Regions from separate parts of the Homo sapiens genome. Here region 2 is linked to region 1. Evidence: chromatin loops called from intact Hi-C (ENCODE). Cell type or tissue: heart right ventricle. All regions are shown on one strand. Each heading gives the region's core, and the rest is flanking DNA. Links, peaks and the distances in the headings are about the cores only.

What was found. Peaks named below come from ENCODE experiments on the same cell type or tissue, not always from the same donor. Only the 100,000 strongest peaks of a DNase experiment are listed, where the experiment ranks them.
Region 2: a loop joins it to region 1, with 9 times the contacts of the local background. A loop is called at or near these places in 3 of 110 quality-filtered maps.

The regions. Positions count from the first base shown.
Region 1 is chr6:2,190,171-2,200,267 of GRCh38, reverse strand. All of the region lies in intron 1 of GMDS (GDP-mannose 4,6-dehydratase), which reads left to right. Among named protein-coding and RNA genes, the nearest start is that of GMDS, 50 kb to the left of the region's middle. In heart right ventricle, for the core only: a CTCF peak has its summit at 3,994 (motif pointing right); no DNase peak of the experiment used is centred there; H3K27ac peaks cover 571 bases.
Region 2 is chr6:2,134,741-2,144,837 of GRCh38, reverse strand. The region is part of intron 1 of GMDS (GDP-mannose 4,6-dehydratase); the gene reads left to right. Among named protein-coding and RNA genes, the nearest start is that of GMDS, 110 kb to the left of the region's middle. In heart right ventricle, for the core only: no CTCF peak of the experiment used is centred there; no DNase peak of the experiment used is centred there.

The DNA of each region.
Region 1 (10,097 bases), core at 882-8,881:
CCCTTCCACTCTCTTACACTGCTGTGTTTTTTCCTATAGCACTTTTCATCACCTGGCACATGTATTTGTTTCTCGTCTGTGTCCCTTGTCTACAGAATAAACTTCCTCAGTGTAGAGTGTTCTGTTTACTGCTGGAGTCTCTGCTGCCTAGAATAATATCTGACACAGTGGATGTGCAATAAATATTTGTTTAATAAATGAATGAATATATTCTAGAGCTATTTGTACAAGGCAGAGATTTCCAGATCACAGTGTTCATATGTATAACATACAATCCTGTAATGTTTCTAATTTGCTATGGTATGGAATAGCATTTACCATATATAGCTTAGGTTTGTAGGCTTTATCTTTTAGAAATCCTTAATTCTTAGACTTCTCACTCATTTATTTATTTTTGATAAATATTCCTGTATCTGCTCTGTACCTGGTACTATTTCTAGGTACTGCTGAAAAGTGGTTAACAAGCAGACAAGTGTTCTGCTTTTAAGTTGATACTTGAATGAAGAAGACTGAAATAAAGGAAGATACTAATAATTTCAACAAATGATAAAAAGCCATGAAAATCATCTTAGGAATAGAGATTGAAATGAGCTTGGGGCATTGCATTAAGTTGTTGGTAAGAAGGCCTTCAGAGGAGCTGAAAATGGAGAGGAGGAAGGGTTTCAGGCAGTGGAAAAGATGGCGCCAAGGTCCTGAGTAGGCTGTATTCTAGAACACAGAGAAAGTGGCAGTACATTTAGGGGAGGGAGCAGTGAGTGGGGAGAGCAGCGAGGACAGAGAGTGGAGGCATTTGAAGGCAGAAAGTAAATGGATTGTGTAGGCCATTGTATCAGGTTTATATTTTATTCCATTAGAAATGGGAAGCCAATGGAATGACATTTGATTTGTATTTTATAAAGATTTCTGGCTGCCTGTGAGTTGTTGTGTCAGAGAATTAATTTATTTTGGGTTCCTGTTAAGGTCCAACAGAGATATTTGAGTATAATACTTTGTTGCCATCCATAAAACTAAATATTTTCATTAAATGGAGTTTAGGAAAATCTTGATTAATGAGTAAACACCACCATGTATTGTGGACATGAAGTTAAAAACAAAAGGTAAATTAGTCTAAATATTTATACCATTATGTCCAATAAGAAATGAATAATGTTGAATATGAAGTTTTTAATATGAATTAGGGAATTACATTTTGAAATATTTTAGGATAGGAAAATGGGTAGATGATTAGAGATTCAGCTTTATGTATAAAGATAGTTGTATGTTCTCTTTAGGTTAGCAATGGCAAACACTTGATATAAGGACATCATAAGCAAAGCTGTAAGCCATTACCAAGCCTGAATTATTGACTTTATGAATGGTCTGTTTTCTACCTGTTCTCATTCTAACCAATTGTGGTCTTAGAGCTAGGCTAGAGACACCTCTGTAGATAGACTAGTATAATTCTTCTGGTTTAGGATCCACAATTGCTACCCTTTCTATTCCAGACACCATGCATTTCAAAATGCTTAGTTTTTCTTGAACTTGTTGAGAAGTCTGATGTGGTATAGAAGTTTCAGCAGTTCTAATATTTTCCAGTTTCGCACAGGCAAACATAATTTTCTGATTTTGTAAAATACCTCGTAGCAGTAAAATGAAATTTTTCTTATTCATTTCTTCTCTGCAGCATTACTTTTCTTTATTGCTTAATTCTCTTGTTTTTTTTTTTTTGTTTATTTGTTTCTTATCCAGTGATCTCTGGAACATGATTAAAAACTCATATAAACTTGGACCTTTTGGTCATTGAAGAGTCTTAGCATACTTTGACATTTTAGAAAAGAAAAACAGAATTGAAGGGGACACAAGGTACATTGGTTTATGGGATGTTCCTCAAACCCTTTCTCAAATATTTTGGATGTATTTCATTTCCTAACAAATATTTTTTTCCTATTTTGAGGCAGGAAGTGAGGATATGCCTGTTGACAGGCAGCCCCTTCTTCAGGAATTACATGTATCTGTATAATGTGTACAGGCATATGCATCTGTGTATACATAGCCAGATTTGTCATCATGGCCAGGAAATTACCCTTTAGCTCCTGCTGCAAGTTCTGCATTCTTCGTTACTTTTCTCATTGGCTGGTCCTGGTCTCAGGCTCCCTTCCAGTGGCTGCTTATTTTAGTAAATTTCACACACTTTCCCATCATTCGTTCACAGTAAGCCTGTGGCACGATGTGCATCATTTCCATTTTATAGATGGGGATAGGAATGATCAGAGAAGTTACTTTGTACAGTGTCTCCCCGATGGTAAATGATAGAGATGGGATTTGGGGAGACCTGGCTTTCTGACTCTAATGCACGCATCCTCCACTGGTACCTGTGTTGTTTCTCAATAACAGCTTGAGGAAATGAATGACAGAAAGTAAAATCTGCCTTTTAGCCCTGCAGAATGGGCTCCTCTGTGAGAACGTGGCTTCCATGAGAGGGGTGTCTTCCTTTGCCATCCCTACTTGTGCCATTGTTTCTCTCACAAGGCGGCTGTGTCCTGTTAGCACCCAGAATTAGGAAGTGTGGAAAATTAAAGCCATATTATCCTGTTAAAGTGTTTCAGGGAAATGGGATACTTTGATTTGCATGGAGGAAAATGCCAAGCCCATGTGTCACTTTTTGATTTGTTCACAGCAAAGCCAGAGCTTCTCTAGTGCAGTGCTCCCTTGTGAAGGCAAATGGTGCAGGGCCAGGCAGGCCCTTTTACGGGAAATGTCATCATTTTTATAGACCTGGCCCTTGACGTGGTCAGGTTTAGCAACTTACTTGGGACCACACAGGCAGTGGAGCTGGAGAAACAGCTGGCAACAAAGCCTCCTCCTTCCAGCCAAATGGTCTTTCCCTGAAACTATCTACCTTCCTCAGGAAACTAGTCTTTTAATAGCATCTACCCTCCACCAAGAACCTGGGCGGGAGGAGGAATAGAGGCATCCTTTGAGAGCCTCCTTCCCACTCAGTGTTTCCACTTGGAGAGCTGGGCGGCCTTGAGTCGCTTGGATGAGTCAGGGACATGAAGCGCTTTGCCTTATGGTGCGGGAGAGCCTCTGGCATCACCTCCTACTAAAGCCAGTAATGGGAACAGTTATCATAATGGATGTGTCAGTTTGCTAATGACATTATTTAATACTGACTTTATTCGTTCTTCACATAAGACATTATTGAAACTTAAATTGAGGAAGTTGCTTCTCCTAGGAAGGGTGTGGGACTGCTGCTGGACACAGAGGTTTAACTTGCAACCCTTTTACTAGTTAAAAGGCTTAAATTTTCACTGGCTTTTTGACAAGTATCCGTTTAGAATCAAGTCATCACCACCATTATCATTAGAATTGTCATGGCTCCTGTCTAATGCACTCCAGCTGTTAGGCTAGTAAGCTTGAAGATAAAGGTATGCTTTGGACACATTCTGCTTTGATAAAAATCTTGATCACCCCAAGAGTCCCTAATTTGAAGTCAGAGTCACAAAGATTGGTGTTCTGCAGCTTTCCTCTTGGTAACAGAGTGTACTTTTGTTTAACTTTTTTTCCTGTGTTTTTTAACCAACATCTCTGAGCACCTATTACTACCTTGCTTGACAGTTAAGACAGCAACCTTTAAAAGTTAATGTGGTCTGTCCTGAACTGTCCAGAACTAGGCAAGAGGTAAAGAAACCACAAGCAAACCTGAGGCATGATCTGCAGTTTATTTGAATTTGTTTTGGATTCTATGTTTACTGTAGGCATCAAACACTGTAGAAAAAAACATAAGAAAACAGTTCTAGAGACCTGCTATGGTAGATTTCAGGAGTGCCTTCTGTACTTAGCAACAGTGAACTTTTTAAGTGCTTCCAAGTAGACTTGTGCCTTGTGACCCACACTATTACTACATTTTGGTAAAAGTAAACTCTTTCTGGTCTTGGCACCAAAAGTAAAACTTGTAGAGTCTAATTAAGGTTGTGTGCATAGCACTAGGTGTTTATCAGTGCAGTGAGGGAAATAAACCACCAGGTGGCTCAAGTATATAGCATCTGCGTGTTTTAGTCCTTGATAATTATAGTTTTGCAGTTGCTTTGTACTTCAGGGAGACCATTTAATATAAACCATTGTAATAATTTATCTAGTTTTTTACACAATCTTAGAATGCTAAAGTAGAAGATTGACTGTTTTGAACTGTTACTAATGTTTGTAAGTTTTTGGGCACAAACTTATGTTTTGCTTAATAAAATAAAAACTTAGACATTATTTGTGTTTTGGCTGAAATCAGTCCCCAATTGTCATCTTGGGATGTTATGATTATTTACTTATATATGTATATATTTATTTTGGCATATACTCTCCACAGTTGCAAATGAAATTAATAGATAGATGTTTAACTTCACTGTTGAAATTTAAACTGTCAGCATGATTTATTATTTATATATTTATTTTTATTAACTTTTTTTTTTTTTTTGGTAGAGACAAGGTCTTTCTTATGTTGCCCAGGGTGGTTTCAAACTCCTGGTATCAAGCCAGCCTTCTGGTTTGGCCTCCCAAAGAGCTGGGGTTATAGGCATGAGCTGCCATACCCAACCTTGTTGCCATGGTTTACATTGTCTTATTTTATACCTTCATTCTTTAGAAAAAAAGAAGGACACATAATACCTAAGAAATCAACATGTAATTTTTATGGACTTAATTATTTCCAAAGAAGGCTTTTAAAAACTTACTTTATCCCCTGAAAAGGAAGTTGCTTTGTAGCTTTCCACTTACATTAGGATAAAAAGAATAAAATGTCAAAGTATTTGCTTTACTTTAGAATATATATGCAGCAAAGTTCAAGAAAATTATCACAGTTCTCAGCAGACCAAGGCATAGCATCTCAGTTTTGGTTCTCATACTTTTTATATTTGAATCACAGAGTTCTTGGAATAGATTTTTTTTTTTTTGGCCTGATAGCCTTAAGGAATAATGGAAAATAAAACACTTCTTCAAAAATGTAACGTCTAATTTCCTATTTGTCTAGGTCTTTTTGCTTCAGAATTTTTGAACAGAATCATTAAGTACTATCGCTTCTACAGAAGAAGAAAAAGGAAAAGACAGTGAAATTCAAATCCGTTTTTTCTTTATACTAAGTCTGGTTAAAGCTTTTACTGGAGAAAAGATGCAAGCTTTTAAGCATGTGTTTTAAAATTACTATGATTTTACCCTTGCTAACTTCATGTGTGTATAATTACCTCAGAAAGGAAACAAAGATTTTTATTGATATTATTTAAAATAATGTTTTCTTTTTCTTTTTAGCAAAGTACAGGCTGATAATTCCAAAGGCTGTTTAAGGGGTAATTGTGGCTGACAGAGCAGCATTCACGGAACATCACTACTGTGCTTGGCTGGAACAGTGTCACTGTGTCTGAAAGTCTTGATAATGTTCAGTTGACTGTACTAATTGTCCTGTTTTATGCATGGCTAGCCAAGTGGTAACCAAGAGTTTTAAACAATGGATCTTTATTAAGGTATTAATTTTTGTCAAGGAAACTGACGTGATTTGAAAGAATGTTTACTGTGTGTGACACGTGTGGAAGAAATTGTTTGTGTTTTCCCCTCTTCCATGTTTAGGAAATAAAATAACCAAAAAGTGTGTGCGTGTAGCACTTTTTAACCTTAATTGTCTTTTATTTATATTGGTATCTTGATATAAAAATTGAAATTTGTTATAATGATAAAGAAATTAGAGATGTGAAACATGATTGATAAAGTAAGGAAGTAAAATTGGTAAAAATGCTTAAAGATATAATTTAGTGTTATAATACTTTTAGCTGAAATGTTTATTTATTGGGTTTAAACAACTATATATGTATGTGTGTATGTTTAAAATATATTCCATGAGGAATCGACCTTTAAGAATCATGAAGCATATTTTCCCCAACTTTCTTCACTCTTCTTTACAAGTCTTAATTTTTTGTATTGTGAATATTATAATGCCATTTCTCTCTGCTTTAATGTTCTTTTAAAGAACATTCAAAGATTACAGTGATTTAAAAAATTAACCTTGAACTCAAGAAGAACTCAATGGAGAATACAGAAGCACCTTAATCAATAGATGCCTTTTCCTCCCCTCACACACACACACAGTCCAAACTGCTGACAGAGCTGAGATTAAGCCAGGATTTCCTGAGGCATGGGAACTACCTAACTTGACTTACATCATGCTGAATTGAGAAAGACACATCATATTTATAATGCTTCTTTTTTTTTAAAAAAAAATAGCATTTTTGGCTGGACGCGGTGGCTCACGCCTGTAATCCAGCACTTTGGGAGGCCGAGCGGGTGGATCATGAGGTCAGGAGATGGAGACCATCCTGGCTAACATGGTGAAACCCCATCTCTACTAAAAATACAAAAAATTAGCTGGGCGTGGTGGTGGATGCCTGTAGTTCCACCTACTTGGGAGGCTGAGGCAGGAGAATGGCGTGAACCTGGGAGGTAGAGCTTGCAGTGAGCCGAGATCGCGCCACTGCACTCCAGCCTGGCAACAGAGCGAGACTCCATCTCAAAAAAAAAAAAAAAAAAAAAATAGCATTTTCACTAAGCTTCCACTATTCCAGGAATCCATCTGGCTATTTCATGTGTATTTGCCACCTTTACAATCCTAAAATGAAATTTGTGAATAACATATCCTAATTACACATGTTATTTAAAAAAATCCATATACCCTTTTTATGACAGTGAAAAAGGAAATGAAAAGCAAGTTGTTTGCCAGGAGAACTTGCATCTCAGTATTCAGATGTGGAGACCCTGCTGCCTAGGGTGTGGAGGAACTGCTCAGAGGCCACACTTTGGGAGCATCCCTGCTGTGGCAGCTGCAGATGCAGACTGTGGCACGTGGATGGCAGTGGAGACTCAGCAAGCACTGGTGGTGTGCTGTTGGTGTCATTGTTTCTTGAAATGGTCAAATTTGGTTAAATTTGGAATAAAATGGTAGTCTTCCTGTTTAACACATACTTTGTAACACATACGTTGTGCCTATGTAATAACTTGAGTGAGGTTTTACGCTCAGACAATTATAAACAGGTTTTTTACCCACGTGAATATTCAGCAGGACTTGAGGAAGTTGTGAGGAATGCAGAAGTCTTTGGCCGTGCAGACTGTCCTGGGTGTCTTAGGACCTCTAGTGTTCCTGGTTTCCACCCACTCAGTGCCAGTAGCATCCCCCAGTGATTGTGACAACTGAAACGTTCACAAATTCCCAAAACCCTCCTTAGGGATCCTGGGATGAGGGCTATCAGAGCCAATGGTTAAGCCCTAGCACATTTCTCTGCCACTTTCTGGAAATAGTGTTACAGGATCTTTGGGGTGTCATTTTTCTGGTTGGAAAGCTGTGGCCAGTGGTGTCTTTGTCCAACTTTTGTTTGGGCCTGCTGGGCTTGTTCCTCCCACTTGGCCTGGCAGGCTGCACTTAGCTCATGGTACCGGCCTGGATCCCACACCTCCAAGGGAGACTGAGTCAGGCGTGGACTGGCAAGACGTGTGTGAGTGAGTGCGGGGTTGGGCTACTGCACAGTCAGACATGCTGGCTGCTGCTGTGGGGCTGTCAGCTCTAGGTGCCAGCATGGGCACTGGCTCTCTGTGAGGCTGCGGCTGGACCAGGTGCACTGCAGACAGCTTCCCCAGCTGGCACCAAGGAATGCAATGGCTCCCAGAAGCTTGGAGATGCCAGGAACCATGGGGCCCCAAAGAAGGAGTCACAGCCCTGGCTTGGGGAGCTCCCAGGTCAGGGCTCCTTGAAGGACCACAGCTGTTCTCCCCTCTTCACCTGCAATTTGATGAGTGAGGAGCATGTTTCAGCCCTGTGTGTGTTACAGCTCTTTTAGCCTTGCCATTTAGTGGGTCCTGAGTTCTTGTCTTGTGACCAGGAAGACTGAGGTACGCAGACAAGTGGAGGGTGAGCAAGGCAAAGAGGAGCTTTATTGAGTAATAGAACAGCTCAGAGAAGACCCACAGTGGGCAGCTCCTCTCCATAGCCAGGGTGTCCCGATGAGTGTTCAGCTCCTAGCAGAGAGGGTAGCTCCTCTCTGCAGCTGGTCATCCCAACAAGTGTTCAGCTGTCAGCAGAGAGGGTAGCTCCTGTAGTCTGCAGCTGTCGGCACAGAGGAGGCCCTAGAGTGGGTGGCTTCTCTCTGTAGGCAGCTTGTCCCATTGTCTCTGCAGCTCTTAGCAGAGAGAGTAGCTCCTCTCTGCATCTGGTCATCTCATCTTCTCCCCATCCCCTGCCCTGCTCTAGCTGAGCCCGGGGCTTTTATGGGCCTCAGAGTGGAGGAAGTGTGTGCCAGTTGGTCCATGGGTGGTCATGGGCAGGCCCAGAAAAGTCACCATAAGCCTGCAGTGTGGTCTGTGGGACTGGTGGCCTGGCTCCCAGCCTTCATGCCCTCCCTGGCCTGAAGGTGGGGTCTCACCAGGGACCTACCCCCTTCCACCCCGGAGCCTGTCTGCTTCCTGCCATGGTCTGTGGTACCCAGGCTGCTCATCCATGGGGTACCTGCAGGCCAGCATCAAGCTGCTCTCAGTGTCCCCCTAGGTTCCACATCCCATGCTTGTCAGCACACAGAGTCTGGAGGGAGCTGAGGTGGCAGGACCCTCACATACCTGGCTGGGCTGTGACAGCTCCCCGGCTTGGCCCCAACCCCATTCGGAGATCATAGCAGGTGCCTGGAGCGGGGAGAGGCCAGACAGTGGAGGTAGGCACCTCCGAGCCTGCAAGGGCAAGGCGGGGGCCTTCCAGGGCCCCCAAGAGTGCAGAGAGGCCCGGGTCCACAGCCCCACCTGGGCGGCTGCAGATGTGTCTGGGAGGGCAGGGCTGGTGCCTGCTCCTGGCTCCCGGTTCCATGAAGCGGGAAGTCCCAGCTGTGCCCCCTTGCAGCCTGGGGGCTCTAGGTCCTTGCTGGGCCTGGGCTGGTGTCCAGGGACATCACTGTGAGCTCCCCCGTGGCCCCCGCACTCAGGGGCAGCCTAGAGCTCCCCCTCATCCCGCTTGCGGCCCTTCCCCAGGGGGTGCCTCCAGGAGCGGATAGCGGGTCGGGAGTGTCAGGCCCGGTGGTCACCCCATGCGGGGCGGACCCCTGGGGACATGGCTGTGGGTGGCCCTGTGCAGAGTCCTCTCTGGGGGCGCAAGAACACGGCACCCTTGGTGCAGTGGGCGTGGTGACCGCACCACTGGCTGGGTCCCTGTAGTGGGCACTGCTCCCATTTCCCCCTCCCGCCCTGGGTCCCCCAGTGCTGCCTCCTCCTGGTGCCCTCCCCGCAGCAGTTGTGGGTGAGAGTGGTGGTGTGGGGCTAGGGTCCGGAGCCACTGATGTTCCAGGCCTGGGAGCGGGTCCTGCCTGGCCACATGAGGGTGGGGGCAGCACAGTTTGCTGCCTTGGGGACACGGGGCACAGGGGACCCACCTTTGCCATTGCTGCTCCTGCAGCCGCTCCTGCTGCCGCCTCCCGCCACCACCCACGCCTCCCCTGCCGTGGACAGCCCCCTGCTGCCATCAATAGGACTGTTAAGAACCTTCTTTGTGATAGGCAGTGATAGGTGCTGCCAAGTGGAGGATGGTGCCACTGGTTTCCTTCCCCAAGAGAGTGCAGTCTTTTTTGCAAAAAAACATGTGCTGTGTCAGGGAGGGTGAGGTAACTTGGCCGCTGGTGGAATCCAGAAAAAAGTATTCTCTCCCAAATTGTGGCAGCCTCTTGGGGTCCTGTCCGAGAGGACACTGACCTCAGGAAACACTGGGTGGGAATTCTAGTTCTTCCCCCATGAGAAGTGAGACCTTGAGCAAAAACATGACTTGTCTGAGCCTTGGTGTTTTTATCTGTAGAAGTGAGGATCATGAGATTACTTACAGAGCAGAATAACTGTGAGAATTAAATGAGAAATTTTATGTGAATTTCACAGTATATTATAGTGAGTGCATAAAAGGTTTCCTTTTACTATTTTTTTAAACAAAAGTGAGAAAACAAGCAATCAAAATGGGGTTAGGGTTAGTCATACTAAACTATATTTGCTTTTATTAGAAACGTTTAAAAAATAAAATTCCCATAGTTTGCAATGTCAGGTTCCCATTCCACATTTGCTCTTTTTTC
Region 2 (10,097 bases), core at 591-8,590, 55 kb after region 1:
CTTACTTTGTGCAGTCACTATGCTGGGGATGTAGCAGGCACAGTTGCTGAAGGCTTGAAGTCAGGTAGTCTGGTGTATTATTTACGGTTTTTATTTTCTATATATTATGATGTTTTGACATCTTAGAAACCATTGTGGTTGGGAAGAGGCTGCCCTTGCAGGTCTAGCCAGTTCTGAGAGGGAGCCAGGGCCTAGCCAGGAGCATGCCTTTGAGATACAAACCAACTAGTCCATACCCAGACCTCCTCTATCTGGCCCTTACACTTCAGGAAGCAGTATTCCCTTGCTTACATCATTCAAGGCTAGGTGCCAGGCAACTAGAGACCACCTCTGTAGCCCAAAGCCTGCTGAAATTATTCAACTTAGCCACTCCTAACCTGTTCACCCTGCCCCGCCTTGTTTTTCCTGGAAGTCCATTAAAGACTGTGGCCTAGTTCTCTCCTCCTCCTGCCCACTCTGCCTCTCACCAGCCTGAGGCGTTCCAGTGTGGCCTGCATGGCGGGCCTCCTGTCTCTAGGATCACTGAGGACAATCAGCTGATTCCTGAGCCTCTACTGTGTGGCCTCTTGTGACCACACCTGACTGGGATCACCTAAAATAGCATAGAACGTATGGTTTGTAATCTTCCTTTGCCCTCTTTCTAGCTGGTGACCTGACCTGACCTCCTCAAGACTCTTTATTTCCTCATCCTTAAAATTGGGATAATTATGGGACCCTCCCTAAAGGGTTGTTCAGAAGGCTAATGCACATAGAATACTTCCAGTGCTGCCTGTGGTAAATATTGCCTGTTATTTTTATTATTACTGTTTTTACATATGTCAATGGACACAACTGTCTTATTTACTGCATTGCTGTTTTTTGAAGGCAAGGCATCTCTGTAACCTTGGACCACTTCCTAAAACAGCAGATTTCTGATGAATGAATGAATGAATGAATATGGGAGGGAAGAATTGGAGCCAAGATATGGAATGTTCACGTGAAGATGTTTGTTTTTATTTGGTTATGCTTTTGACAATGGAGGTGATAGTTAAATGAAGAGCCTTGATTCCTTTACTAAAAAGGCTGGATTTAACCAGAGGGACCTGTGATTTCTACACTGTTGTGAGGAGCCCTGAGTTACCTGGAATGCCTCAAGATTTGCTAAGAGGTGGGGTGGGAGTGTGACACAAAGGGTAGTGGGAGGCCACTGCTTGGGAGGCGCCTTGCCTCTCCCACAGCCATTCACAGCTTCCCCACCCAGAAACCAGACAGTTCTGTGGTAATCCCTTGCATAGATTTGATTTCTGCTTTTAAAAAAAATTACTTTAGAATAGGCAATGGAAATCAAGCTGATTTTTAAGTAAAGAGTAGCACAGTCAGTTTATCCTGGTGTGTGGGTGCTCCCACCTGGATGCTGGGGCAGGAAGACCATGGACACTGCCCAGATGATGGGGATGGGAGTGGATGGCAGTGGTTAAGTCTGAGAAGTTCTGTAGGGGAAAGGAGAGCCCGTGTGGCTCTGCAGAGAAAGGGTCAGTAGTGCCCCTCAATTGACAATGTGGGAGACCAGAGCCCAGGGGTATCTCATGTTTTAAGACAAAGAGGCCAAGCTGGTGATACAGGTTTGCTATAAAAGTTGTAGACATCATCAGGGCATTGGCGTGTCTGCTGGAGCCATAGGACCTGTGAGATTAGTAACCCAAGGACAATGAATTTTAATTTATGGAGCAAATATGTATTCCAGCCAACCAGCAACATCATGTTGAGCAATGCAGTCATGGTCCTGTCCTTGTAGACCCTACAGACCAGTGGGAAACAGTGGGGTCTGATGCAGGCTGGAGGGATCAGGATGCATTTCTGAGAAAGTGGTGGTTGAATCGGCATTTAGAATTGTGAGTTCCACTGAATGAGTGTGTGAGGGACAGGGGCAGCTGGAAGAGTTGAGGAAGGACCAGCAGCTTATGCCAAGCTCAGGAGCGATGGATGATGGACCCCAGAGAAAGCCAGTGTGACAGGCAGGCGAGTCTGGGGGCTTCCTGACAGTTAACTAGAGGTGCAAAGAGTGGAAACTCTTTCCTCCAAACTTGCCCGGCCACCTTGCCTGACCTTTCAGTTGCCACTCTCCTGATTCTTTTGGTCTTGTGTTAGTCCACTAGGGCTGCCATAACAAAGTACCACAGACTGGGTGGTTCAAGCAACTGAAACTTATTGTCTCATAGCTCTGGAGGCTGGAAGTCCATGATCAAGGTGTTGTCAGGGTTGGTTCCTTCTGAGGGCTGTGAGGGAAGGATCTGTTCCAGGCCCCTTACCTTGCCGCTGGTGGTTTTCTGGCAATATTTGGTGTTCCTTGGCTTGTAGAAACACCATTCCACTTCATCATCCTGTGACATTCTTGCTGGGTGTTGCCTGTGTCCAGATTTTCTTTTCTTTCTTTTTTTTTAAATAAGGACACCACTCATATTGGATTAGGGGCCACCTACTTTAGTATGACCTAATCTTAACTAATTACATCTGCACCAACCGTATCTCCAACTAACATCCCATTCCCAGGTCCTGGAGGTTAGGGCTTCAGCATATACATTTTCAGGGGGACAGAATTCGACCTATAACAGATCCCGCTTTTGCCAGGTATTGTTGTTATTGTTATTTAAACAGCTCCTTCGAATATGAACAGGAACCTGCTCTTTTTTCTCTTATGGCCTAGGGACAAAAACGTAAAATTGAAACTGGCTTGTAGTAAACGTGCAGTAAAACTTAAATAGTAAGGTCTTTGTTCAAGTGCCATAATTTACCTCCCCCGTATAAGAAAATACAAGTGCCTATTGTTGGGCATTAACCTACCAGACAGTTACCGCCAAATGGATAAGCCGGCAACCAGTGGAACCAAAATGTATGCTATAGGAGCGGGGTCGGAGAGAAGGGGGAGTGTAGGTGGGAGGAGGAGTGTTGTGGGGGAGAAGAAAGAGAAGAGAGAGAGAGAGAGAGAGAGAGAGCACGCACAACCAAAACCAAACCCAGACTTCCCAGTGTGTCGTTAGGTCGCAGCCGTGCTGAGTCAGTGGCCTTGGAGATGGCAGGGCCACAGTGTGTGGCTGCCGGCCGTTTGTGGTCAGAGATGCTGTATTTAGAATGTGGCTTCCAGCCTACCTGGTCACCTTTCCTTGACATCCTGTGGCTTCCCAAAATGGGGGACCTGCTGTCAGTTCAAGTGAAGTTTTTAAACGGCAGTAGTTTCTTCCCCTCCCCTCTTCATCCCTGCCTGTTCAGAATCTGTTTCCAACTCTCCGTCAGCGTTCACGGTTTTATGAAGGCTGAAATTCAGGAGGTGGGCACCTACCTGTAGGCACATAAGCTGGGATACGTTCTGGTGGGTCAGTGCCTGTGCTACGCAGGTTATTCAATATTTTGAATTTCACCCCTAGTTTCACACAATATTTTTGAAATTCAGTTTTTATTCCAGCTCTACATGTGCGTATGATAAACAGGCCTGTGTCCAGTTTAGGTCATGAAATCTTAGACTTGTGGAAGCTGGTCAGTTTTGAGGTCCAGCTTCCTATGCAGTGTGGGTTTTCTTCTCCTGTGGCAGCCTGATAACTTGTCTCCACAGGAAGATCCATACTGGCCAGGTGCTTCTTACTGCAGATGCCCATGGGCAGCTTCCTGTTGACCTGATCCCACTCCCCTTGATGGTTTCACCTTTGACTTTTATTGAACCGTTTGTAGCTCATTTTTTGTTATTAACAATATATTTTAGCCTTTCGTTTACTTGAAGGTACTGCTATTTTGTTTCCCATTTGAATATTGCTCTCTAGCACAACACTTCTTTCATTCTTTTATGTCATTTCTCACTCGTCACACTGTGAAGCCACTTTAGTTTGTCAGCATCCCTCATGACAGGAGCACTTCCCAGAGGAGGTGGTTCCATCAGGGCAGAGTTCACTGCTGTCAGCTGGGAGGGCTGGCTCAGCTGCTGACATGTTTTATCTTCCAAAGCAATGCATTCTGCTACTTTGAAGCTACCCTGAATCCAGGGTCACAGGGTCCTGGATTTCCTCACCCCAAATGGTTGACTTCTTGCAACATTTCTTAAAAACCTTCGATCGTTTTTGCATTGTTTGAATAAAGTTCAGACTTACTTGATTAAATTGCCTTCCAGAATGTGACTTGGGTTAGGAATTCCCAAACTTTGTTAGAGGAATGTTAGGTATGCCAGATGCTAAAAGGTGCATGCTTTCACCACCAGCTCTCTCTTTCTGGGAAATGGGTATTCTCTCATTAAATAGACTGGGAACGACTGCTTGCTAGATTGACCTCTTGCTGATTCACAAGGTCGCTTTGCATGTTGCAGGTTTTGAGAGGTTCTAAGCTGTATTAGTTTCCTATGGCTTTTGAAACAGACTGAGTGGCCTAAACAACACAGCTGTCTTCTCACAGTTCTGGATGTCCAAAATCAAGGTGTATGTCAGAAAGGCCATGTTCCCTTTGGAGGCTTCAAGAGGAGAATTCCTTGCTTTCTTCTTCTAACTTCTAGTGGCTGCTGGAATCCCTTGACTTGGGGCACATGGCCCTAATCTCTGCTTCTGTGGTCTCGTGGCCTCGTCTTCTGACTGGGTGAAATCTCCCACTGCCTGTTTCTTATAAGGACTCTCGCGATTATGCTCAGAGTTCACCCAGATAATCCACGATAATCTCCAGTCTCCCCAACGCAAGGTCCTTAACTTCATCACATCTGCAAAGATGATTTTCTAATATGAGGTATCAGTCACAGATTTCAGTGGTGAGGATGTGGCTGTGTCTTTTGGGGGCCATTTTTTAGCCTGCTGCATTAACTCCACAGCTGACTCACTTTACCTGTTCATGGCTAAACACACTTTGCTCGCGCTTCGCACACCTACTCCTCCTGCGCTCAGCTGCCTGGGCTGTTTATCTGCAGCATTTATCTTGGACTACGCAGCTCAAGTCTTTCTCCCTCTTTCACGACGTCTTCCTGTGAGTTCTGGCTTCCTTCTTTTCATTGCAAAGTAGTTTGGTTTATATATATATTTTTAACACACTCTGCATCTCTTGCCTCATCTCTCATGAAACCCTGTGCTGTTGTTGAACTTCTGGCGGTGTGGAATAGTGGATAAGAGTCTCTGGAGTCAGACTGTCTGGGTTGAAATCCCAGTTCCCCAGTTAATAGCTTTGTGACTTTGGGTAAGTCACTTAATTACTTTTGCCTAAATTCCATTGTCTGTAATGTGGGGATAATTAGAGTAAAGACTTCTCTTCCTTGTGAGAATTACCACAATTAATAAATACAGACTGCCATGAACACAGCCTCTCATCGTATGATCAGGAACAATAGCTATAAGCCACATGTGTCTGTCGAGCAGTTCAGTGTGACTAGCGTACCCGAGGAACTGGATTTTTAAGATGGAAGCAGTGCACGATATATTTCTGTTAAACACAGTTTTCTTGTTTTGGTAAGACTACATTAGCATACATAAACACACTACCAATCTTGCTGGTGTCAAATAATTTATTCAGTATATACTTTTTCTGTGTTCTCACTTTATAGTATTTATTAAATATTTTGTGCAGACAGTGCAGCTTATAGTGATGCAAGTACATTATCATTAGTAATTAAATTGAAATGTTTGTTTTAAATTTTTTATTTCAATAGCTTTTGGGGTACAAGAAGTTCTTGGTTACGTGGGTGAATTGTATGGTGGTAAAATCTGAGATTTCAGTGTACCTGTCACCCAAGTAGTGTACATGGTACCTGACATGTAGATTTTTATCCCTCATCCCCCAGAAATGTTTAAGTGATATATAAAATTAAGGTAACTACATCACTTGTTAGTAAATAAATATGGACAGTTTTTAAATTTGAAGTGAAGGCATACTACTGTTGCGGAGTGAGTACAGATACAGAAATTAGTAGTATGATCAAAGCAGTGGGAACACAAAGAGACTAGGGACTTCATGATGAATCTCATTTGCAATTGTATAAAAAATGTAAAGAAAATGAAATGGGCAATATTAAGACATTTTCAAGAAATCTGTGGTAGATTTGATGAGAAGTTTTTTCTCAAAGGTCAATGAAGAATTGATGGAAGTAATTGCCTGAAAGCAGAATTTAGTGTTTTATTAGTCCGTTTTGCATTACTGTAAAGGAATACCTGAGACCGTGTAACTTATAAAGAAAAGAGGCTTATTTGGCTCTCAGTTCTGCAGATGTTAGCATGGCAGTAACACTCATTCATGAGGGATCTGTCCCCCTGTCTCAAACACCTCCCACTAGACCGCACCTTCAACATTGAGGATCACATTTCAACATGAGATTTGGAGGGACAGAAATCTAAACTATATCAAATGTTCATTAAGTTTAAAAATTTTAACAGAGTATGAGCCTGTAACTTTGGCCACCTATACAGTGTCTTGGATTCATGCACTATAGAGGAAGCCAGTTTAAGATGGAGAGATGGCAGAAGGAATTATTGCAGGTACCAAAATTTTATTAGAAAATTATGAGAAGAGACAAAAATATATTTCACAAAAACTTAAAGATATTTTTCACTAAACAGTTGCCTATAGACTACATGACCCATTTGAAATTTGAAACATTTCAATTACTTTCCTTTAGCTTTGTGTAAGTTATACAGTATGATGATCCATTGTCCGATTAATACAGACTTTAAGATTTATAAATAAATGTTGTAATTTTTTTTGCCAAAAATAACAGATTTGTGGCAGAGATATTTTTGAATGTTTTAAGAACATTCAATTCAAACATTTGACTGTTTCAAAGAATTTCAGATGGATATGAAAAAATTAATTTCTATTACAGTTGACCCAGCTCTCTTAGACCGAATTCTGTATTTATTGGAATTTTTCAAGAGGCTGGTATTTCTCTTATTGCTTCATTCGACTGTATTCTGAAGCTGGACAGAGTACAATACAGTAGTTAACTTGGCAAAAAGTGTGACACATACTAGTAGTTAAAATTATCCAGTCTATAAGTGTAAATTCATAGATCATTGCTGGTTTATGGACCTGCAGAAAGAAATGGAAGACAGTGAAGGCAGTGACCTTGTGATCTTTAGCAGCACTTGTTGGTGGAGTCCTGGACGAGTTTTACACAGATTTCTATAGCATAATATTTACTCCAACCAAAGATGATCTTTTGTTGAAACAAAAAGGGGCACTTGCCCAAGTATTCAGTACTTAAAAAGGGAATATGGGCCGGGCGCGGTGGCTCACACCTGCAATCCCAGCACTTTGGGAAGCCAAAGTGGGTGGATCACCTGAGGTCGGGAGTTTGAGACCAGCCTGACCAACATGGAGAAACCCTGTCTCTACTAAAAAATACAAAATTAGCCGGGTATGGTGACGCATGCCTGTAATCCCAGCTACTCGGGAGGCTGAGGCAGGAGAATCACTTGAACCGGGGAGGCAGAGGTTGCAGTGAGCCAAGATCGTGCCATTGCACTCCAGCCTGGGCAACAAGAGCAAAACTCCATCCAAAAAAAAAAAAAAAAAAGGGAATATAGCAGTATGGTTTATGTTTTCTGACTCAGATCACACTACTTTTGAATGAACTAATTTGAAAGTCTCAGGAAAGGACAAGGTAATTTGTCAACTAGCTAGGCAGATATTAGAATTCATGTTGAAATTGAAGGTTTTCATAATATAAGTCAATAGTAATGATTAATGTGCAGAAGATTTTAATTATAAATACCATTATATATATTGGCTACAAAAACTAGAATTTGAAGAGCTCTTTGTTGATACTGATAAATTTAGAGTTGTTTTCCAATTTATGCAAATATTCCTTTGAATCCAGTGTTAATACTGACTTGACACAAGAGTTAATTAGCTTACTTAACTTGAACCGATATGGATTTGAAACTGATATGCTTATACTTCAAAGTCAAATCAGTTTTTCTTTCTTTTTTTTTTTTTTTTTTGTTTGAAATGAAGTCTCACTCTGTCACCCAGGCTAGAATGTAGTGGCCTGGTCATAGTTCACTGCAGTCTTGAACTCTTGGGCTCAGGCAATTCTCCTGTCCCAGCTTTCCAAGTAGCTAGGACTACAGGCCTGCCTCACCATGCCCAGTTTACTTTAAAATAACAAACATTTTCTTTGTTTTTTTTGGTACATGGTCTCATTCTGTCACCCAGGTTGAGTGCAGTGGTGTGATCATGGCACACTGCAGCCTTGACCTTCTGGACTACAAGCAATCTTCCTGTGTCAGCCTCCTGAGCAGCTGGGACACACCCAGCTAATTAAAAAAATATTATTTTAAAAATCTTTTGTAGAGATGGGGTCTCACTATGTTGCCCAGGGAGGCCTTGAGCTCTTGGCCTCAAGCCATACTTTGGCTTTGGTTTGGCTTCCCAAAGTGCTGGAATTATAGGAAGGAGCCACCACGCCTGGCCCAAATCAGTTCTTTTAAACAAAAGTGAACCAGTTTTGTCAATGTACTTGTGAAAATTAAAGGAAAATGATTTTTTGGATACTCAATTTCGTTATGAGAAAACTTTTAAGTATATTTGGTACAGGTTGGGTACATGAATTTACTTTTTCAATGATCAGTTTTATGAAATCTAAAACAGATCAAGTATTTCTGATGAAAATTTACATTTGAATTGTGATATGCCATAAGTGTAAAATATAGTCATGTGCTGCATAATGACATGTGGGTCAGCAAGGGACCATACACAATGGTAGTCCCATAAGATACCATATTTTCACTGTACCTTTTCTGTGTAGATACACAAATACTTACAATAGTGCGACAGTTGCCTACAGTATTCAGTACAGTAACATGCTGTACAGGTTGCAACCTAGGCACCATAAGACTATATCATATATCCTAGGTATGTAGTTGGCTCTACTACCTAGGTTTGTGCAAGTATACTGTAATGTTCATGCAATGGTACATTTCTCAGAATGTTTCCCCGTTGTTATGTAATTCATTGACTGCGTTGGATTTTGGAGACTTTAATATGAAAAAGTATGTAAAATATCTGGATAATTTTTTATTAACATGTGCATAAAACATTCTAGATATATGTGTTAAATAAAATTCATCTTTATCTGTTTCTTTTTACCTTTTTTAATTTGGCTACTGGAAAATTAAAAATTACATATGTGGCTCACATTATATTTCTGTTGGCCAGTGCTGGCCTAAAATGTGAGAAGTATGTAGTGAATGAATGTCGGCATTAATGTCATTGCTAATATGATGATGATGATGATGATGATGATGATGATGTGGTAGATGTGTTGTTTCCTTGTCCTCTCGCTAGATTATAGAAACTCAAATGTAGGAAATGCATCTTATTCTTATTTTCATTTACTCTGTCATGTTGCATAGTACATCAGATATTAATAGATGGTTATTAGCTGATTGATTGCTCCATGATCTGCTTTTAACAATGAAAATTCAGACCTCACTGTTTTTAAACCTCAGGATAAAGGTATCCCTTTAAATGAGCTCAGGCAAGCATGCACACACTCACTCACGGATACACAAATACACACAGTAGCACGTTGTTTAGTATACTTAAAGGGGGGATTAGTTTAAGCAATGGCTTTTGATAGTGGATTATTGCAAGGATAATTGAAGATACTTAAATTTGAAATATTATTTTGTGCTAAACTGTATATGGGTTTTTATATAAATTTATTAATTTCTTTAAAAAACTGCTGTGGCATCTTATTTTGGTTGAAACGTTTTTATTTTGATTGAGGGAGAGGTATTGTGGACATAACACTGTAATTAGAATTAAACAAATTGGTTTCATATTCTGCCAAGTTCTCTAACTAGCTCTATGACCTTGAACAAGGGATTTATGCTTTCTTCAATTTTCTGATCCGGAAAAATGAGGATAATATCAGCTACCTCACCAGGATGTTGTGAGATATAAATGGGAAAAAACATCTAAAGAGTACTTAGCAACTATAAGAAATTACAGGAATGTAAGATATTATTTTGATAGAAACAATAATAAATACTTTGCTGTATAGTGTAAGGTTGAAGAATGTATGTTATAGTATAAGGCAAACTATGTCTATAGAAAGTTGATAGCTTAACTATATGACTCAAATAGTTGACTTAACTATATGA